Linked DNA regions of Homo sapiens: region 1 is linked to region 2. Evidence: chromatin contacts called from ENCODE Hi-C data. All regions are on one chromosome and are shown on one strand. The core of a region is the stretch at or near the end of the contact, and the rest is flanking DNA. Distances in the headings are between cores, read along the strand shown. Region 1 holds the start of TMEM250 (transmembrane protein 250). Region 2 overlaps CAMSAP1 (calmodulin regulated spectrin associated protein 1).

Evidence for each region. A loop is a pair of places that touch in the nucleus more often than their neighbours do. Pooled maps may share reads with other maps.
Region 1: a loop to region 2 is called in a map of endothelial cell of hepatic sinusoid, with 4 times the contacts of the local background. The contact joins the promoter of TMEM250 here to the enhancer-like site in region 2. A Hi-C loop is called at or near these places in 2 of 168 maps with a recorded cell type or tissue (endothelial cell of hepatic sinusoid and right cardiac atrium) and 3 of 50 pooled maps.

Annotation. Positions count from the first base shown.
Region 1 is chr9:136,117,243-136,120,289 of GRCh38, reverse strand. It overlaps TMEM250 (transmembrane protein 250), which reads left to right and starts at 1,415. Exons shown (of 2, transcript NM_152833.3): 1 at 1,415-1,805. It overlaps LOC107987142 (a long non-coding RNA gene), which reads right to left and starts at 2,498. Exons shown (of 2, transcript NR_165242.1): 1 at 2,388-2,498. RefSeq lists enhancers at 13-587, 588-1,164, 2,318-2,893, 2,894-3,047 and silencers at 832-1,221, 1,252-2,301.
Region 2 is chr9:135,885,624-135,888,677 of GRCh38, reverse strand. All of the region lies in intron 1 of CAMSAP1 (calmodulin regulated spectrin associated protein 1), which reads left to right. Among named protein-coding and RNA genes, the nearest start is that of CAMSAP1, 20 kb to the left of the region's middle. RefSeq lists an enhancer at 801-1,095. Within about 2 kb of position 1,318, at least 16 of the 41 ENCODE cell types and tissues checked have a DNase peak (open chromatin) inside an H3K27ac peak, as active enhancers do.

The DNA of each region.
Region 1 (3,047 bases), core at 166-2,665, 230 kb before region 2:
CAGCCAGGTCGCCCAGGCTAGTCTTAAAACTCCTGGGCACAAGAGATCTGAGGCCGGAATGACAGGTGTGAGCCACCACGCCCAGCCTTATCTCAATAGCTAAACGTGTGGATCTGCCTCACATCTGGAGAGGCAGAGAGGTGAGCCACCAACAGGACTATTGAGGAAGGAAGGAGACCTGTTTATTGATTTTAAGTTTTTTGTAGAGACAGGGGCCTCACTATGTTGCCCAGGCTGGTCTCAAACTTCTGGGGCAAGTGATCCCCCTGCCTTGGCCTCCCAAAGCGGTGGAATGACAGGCGTGAACTAGCGCTTCTTGCCTGACACGTTTCTTTCGGAATATTTGCCGCCAGCCATCGGTAAAGAAAACAGGCTCTTGGCCTTTTTTGCTGTGCTACCTCCTGGTGGCCTTTGCTCGTCCAGATGTTCCTCGAACTCCTGCTCATGTCGGGTAAAGGCGGCTCTCTCTCCTGTGGCGGGGATGGGGCCACAGTGGAGAAGGTAGCTGTGCCAGCCCTCAGGGCGGCCCTGGTCCAAAGGACAGGGGCCCAGGAGCCAGCTCGCCGTCCCGGGAGGCCTGCAGCCAATGACGGGCCTGGTGGGCAGGAGGGCCCAGCCCCCTTGTTCCAGTGCCTTGAATTTGAAGGGCCACCCACTTTACGGTCGCCCCAGGGGCTGCTGACCCTGCCTTCCCCTCCTACCCAGCAGCCACACCCAGGAGCGCTCCCCAACACATTCCTCGCTGGAAACCCCCAGGACAACCGCCAGCCTGTACGAACCAGGCGTGAGGACACTAACACAAGTCCCCTTCCTTCACTGGGGGGCGGCGGGGGGGCGGCCCTGGGGCTGCTGCTGGGCCTGCTCGTGCTCCGGGGCTGTCCCTACTTCGGCTGCCGACGTCGCCGCCGGCCCACCGGGCCTCGCAGCTACACACCCGATCCGTGCCGCCCGGGTCCGCGTGGCGTCAGCCGCCCCCACCCTTCCCCGCCCTCCTGGAGCCTGGGGGGCGCCCTCATTCCCGCCGCCGCCCTGTCCTCCCAGCCCCAGGCCGCGCAGGAGGCCTTCGCACACGGCCCCGCGAGGACCAGACCTGCTCCCGGTCCCTGGGCCGCCCACCCCCGCCGGGAAAGCGGCTTCCTCCGGGGCCCGGCCCCACCCCAGCGACGGCAGCAGCGCGCCGGGTCGCAGACACCTCAGTCCGGGGCCAGGACCACGGTCAAGCCCTCTGCTGGGGCCAAAGGACTGCTCCACGGAAGCGCGCCTGCGCACTGCCTCTCCACGGGATGCGGTAGCGCGTGCGCGGAGGCGCGGCCCAGGAACGGCAAGCGCAGGCGCAGAAGACCAGGCGCGGCACCGAGGGCGTTCGGGGGAGGGAACGCTACGGACTGCTCGCAGCGTGCGCACGCACGCACGCACGCACGCCCTCGGGAAGCGACGAGTCCGGGACGCCCAGCGCGGGCCCGGAGCAGGGGGAAGGGAAGTGCGGCTCGGTCGGCGCGGGTGGAGGGGGCGTGAGGCCGCCCTACGGTGGCCGTCGAGGGACGGCGCTACGGCTCCCACGCTAGGCCAAACGCCTCCGGCGGCCGCGCCCGAGAGCCCCTTCACCTGCAGGGCGACCCCAGCCGGCGACGCGTGAACCACGCCCTCAGCCGCCTTGCCAGCGCCCCCAGCCGCGCGCCCCAGCACCATGCGGCCGCCCTGCGCACGGAGCCCCGAGGGACAGGGGCACCCGCAGGCCCGGCCCCTAGCACCGCCGGCCGGCCCCGAGGTCCGGGACGCCGGCGCCGCCGCGGAGAGGGCACCGGGTGAGCTGCGGTCGGGGACCCGGCCTAGGCGGGGGCCGTCTCCAGGGCAACGCGCGGCGCGGGACCCGGAAGTGGCTCCGGCAGGGGCTCTGCAGCCAGGGGGCCCGGCGCGGCGCGGCGCAGGCCCGGTGCTCACGCGGAGTTGGCCGGGGCCCGTTGCGTCTCTGCGGCCCCGAGGAAACAGTCCTGGGTCCATGGGCCGGGCCGAGCGGGCGTCTGCAGAAACGCAGGGACCCGGATGGAGCCGCGGGCCGCGAGACCCTGCGGGGACACAGCTCCGCCGAGTCGCGTTTGAGTGGCACCGCCATGGCCGGGGTCCCGGCCGGGGCGAGCTCCAGGCCAAGGCCGGCCTTAAATAGGGCCGCTCTGGCCCCTGCACCCCGTGGAGGAGCCGGGCGGAGGGAGAGGGCGAGGTCGGGCCCCTGCGGGCACGGGAGGGTCAGGCGGCCCCGGCCCCTCCCTCCTCCGCCCTGGCCAGGTCCCCACGGCAGGGCCCCAGGCTGAATCTGAAGGCAGGCGAAGCTCTTGGCAACAGTCCCCTGTAATGTTACCAACTTTCCTGCTCAGATTTTATTTCCTGACCTTTGAGTTCATTCCGTCTACAGATTATTTCGGCAAGGTATAAACGGCCTTTACTAGGTGAAGCTGGAGAGCCAAATGCCGCCTCTGCTCTTTGCAGCCCAGTCTGTAAGGGCCGCTGCCAGGCCCCGGGCCGACCCCACTGTGCACGCCAGGCCCAGCCCCTTCCCTCCCACAGCTACCCACAAAGGCAGTGCTATTGGCACCCCCATTGGACAGAGCAGGAGCCGTCTTGGGGTCAGGTGACCTGCCCAAAGTCACTGCTAGGGAAGGACAGTGCCAGGGTTCAGGCCCAGCAAGGTGACCCCACGGCCCCCGAGCCGTCCATCTGGCACCCAGCAGGTTGCTGGAGTCACCTGCTCCCGCCGGGCTCGTTTTCGGTTCACCTGCGAGCCCTGGAGTCCCTTTTCCCGGCCCTGTGGTGGCTTCTTGCAGATGCCATTTAAGGGCTTGCATCAGCCCTGGGTCAGGCAGCCGCAGAAGACCAGGGCAGTAACGGGCAAACTGCCTAAGAGCAGAGTGTGGTCCAGCTAGTGGGGAGCTGCGAGGATCCTGCAGGAAAGAGCCACTCTTGCCCCTTCCCATCCGTTTTGGCATTGACCACTTCCGGGGGCCTCCCCTGGCCACTGTCCCCAAGGCCCCCTTTCCCCAGTGCTGCCCTAG
Region 2 (3,054 bases), core at 69-2,568:
ACACTCACCTTTGGGGCCTCTGCAGAGGTGACTTTCTCAGTGTCAAATGCAGATAGCCAGGCCGCCCACGGGGACATTCTGGGAGAGCTGGTCTCAGCTCCCAGGTGGCTCAGACAAGCAACAGAGCAGAGACTCACTGTCCTGCACGTCTCTGGGCTGTGCCTGGCACTGCAGTGGCCTGGTCTTTTTTCCTGGGGCTGAGTTGGAGGCTACGGGAGTAGCTGGCTTTAGGTTGGGCAGTGGCCACAGTTGTAGCACCTGCCAGAGGGGTCTTTGCCGTGTGCTGCCGTGGAAGAGCTGGCGGTTGGTGTGGACACCTCCTCCCGAGCCCCGTGCAGGTGCCGCGGGAGGGCTGCAGTCGACAGATGGCCACTTCCTGACCTGCCTTTTCATCCTCATTGCAGTAATAGCGACGGAAGGAATAACAGCTGAGACTCCCGTGTGCATCCACAGAGCTTATGCTCAGCTGGCGCAGGGCAGGAGATAGACCCTTTCGTTGTTCGGAACGGACAGGTAGGGGGCCAGGGTTCAGAGGGATCCAGTAAGAGGCCAAGCTGGGACTCTGGGCCAGGTGGCTGTGCTGGGCCCTGCCCTTGGGAGACCCCAGCGCTCCAACTCCTGCTCTCCGTCAGTTGCCACCCCTCTGAGTTCCTCCTGCACTTAGTGTTGACCTCACTTCCACTGCAGACTGGTTAGAGTCTTCTGACCCCTTCCCAGGGCCTTTCTGTGTGGCTCCCGCCGAGGCCTGCCCCACAGCAGTCCAGCAGCCACTGCGAATGCGTTGCTCATGGGTACTGACGTAGCAGTCCGAGGAGTGACAGTGCTGCCACCCTGACAGTGCCGTTGCCGACTCTTGTCTCCAGTCTCCATGGGCCCCTGCCCTGCCCGTGTCCTTGTTTGACTTTCACTCTGCCCCCTGTAGCCGCACTTCTCCCCACTTCCTCCAGGCTGGGCCCTCCCACTCAGCAGATGCCCTGCCTCCTGCTTAACATAGTAAGACAAACTGCAGGTGCTGATGGGCCGCCCACCCCTTCCCTGCGTCTGTACCCTGACCCAGTGAAAGACACTGCCCTACCTGGGCCCTGCATCCCTCCCCTCCGCCTCCCGAGGGGCCTCCTTTCTCAGGAGCAGCCTCCTCCTCTTCAGCCTCTCCCATTGATTGGGTTTTCTTTCGTCACCGTTTCTCCAATCCTTAAAGCAGACACATCTTTTTTGGCCACACTTTCCCCTCAGAGCAGAGGCACAGTTCCCGCTGTTCTCACTTCCTTCCTTCTGTGCCTGCGGCTGTCTCTTCACCAGTTCTCAGAATGCTCTTCCCGAGGCTGCCAGCTGAGTCCGGCGGGCTCTGTGGTCTTCATGCATGCATCCTTCTCAGCCTTCCTTGGTGCACACTGCCCCTTCAAAACCTCCTCTGGCCTTGGCAGCACCATGTTCTGGCCCCGCCCCGTTCTCTGTTCACTTGTCCGTTTCTTTGGCTTCTCTCCCGACATCTGTCCCGTGGGCTTGGTGTCCTCAGGTTGCCTTGACCAGCTTCTCCCACTGCGCCCGGCTCTCACTGGATGACTCGTCCCCCTGGGCATCGATGGCTGTGTATATGTAATGGGTTCCAAAGCACGTCTCCAGCTGGTCCCTTTACTCTTGCGCTTCCAGTCTCTACACCTCTCCATTGCAAAGCTCCCCTTGGGTCCCACAGGCTCATCTCTCCTGTCCCCGACTGCCCTCCTCCTCCACACTACTGGTTTCCTGTCTTAGGAAAAGGGACCGTCCTGCTCCAGGCTGGCAGGAATTATAAGTTTGGTGTTTTTGTCGTACTGCATCAGGCACAGGCCTGCTGCTCACGCCTCCTGGGCAGTGGTTCCCCTTCCCGGGGCTGCCTGCCTGTGTCAGCCTCCATTGTCTCTCCTGGCGGTGACCACAGCAGCCTCCTGGGTCCACGCTCATTCTCCACTCTTGTTTACGGGGAGCTCCAGCAGATGGGATCTCCTCGTCCTCTGGCTTGTCTGACCCCCTTACTTGATGTGGTCTCATTGCATTCCTTGTGTGCCCGCCTAAGCCTGTCTCGCTCTGCTGACAGATCCCGCAGGGCCCAGGTCCTCCCAGCGCAGGCACGCACAAGAGCCTGGTGAGCTAATGAATGAAACATCCAGTTTGCCTCTTCCGCGCAATTCTGAACTGCTGTCACTTGCTGAAATTCTCTTAACAGGGTCATTTTCATGTTTTCCTCTCGCTCCTACCCACCCCCCTACTGGCTGCTTCCTTCCCTAAGAAACTTCTCCACCTGCACATCCCACTGCCCCACTGCCCCACTCCTCAGTGCGGGACTGGTGTCTCCTGCACCCCAGTCCCCCAGCACTCATCCTGTGTGACACCCTCCACATTGCGTGGAAATTACCTGTTGACTTTTCAGTTGTCTTACGAGGCTCAGCCTGAGAACAGTGACTTTATCTCTTCCTGTTTGACTCCCTGGCATTTTTGTACATTTTCTGGCTCACATGGGTACTTAATAATTGTCGAATGAATGTGTATTAATTCTAACAGTCTTACTGGTTTGTAGAAAAAACAACAAGAAACTATTAGAAATACATTGAAGGCATCACAAAGTTTTTTTTTTTTTTTAAGTAGGTATTGATTTTGATAGAACGTTAAACGTTCTAGAACTGTGCACATCCAGCTCTCGCAGTAGTTGCTTTCACTGAAGCCAGTTACTCATGGACAAGTGCAGTGTCTGAGGGCAGAACTGCCACAGCAGGGCCATGGAGGAGTGTGGCCACTGTCACCCAGTTGGGGGTCTGGCCAGGGTCTTCCTTAGGCCGGATGGAAAGGAGTAACATACAGTTAGGAGGGCTTCACCACAGTCTGAAGCTTGTATCTTTAGTAAGTGCGTCATTTTCCTTTAACTCTCATTTTCCTGCATCTGAAATTTATGTGAATTAGTTGTGTTATGCATATTCATATATGATTCAAAAAGGTGATTATATGAATCACTTTATATTGATTAATTTTAAAAGTGGGTCACCCTATGGCAAACGTTTCTACTTGGTAGATTGTAAAAGA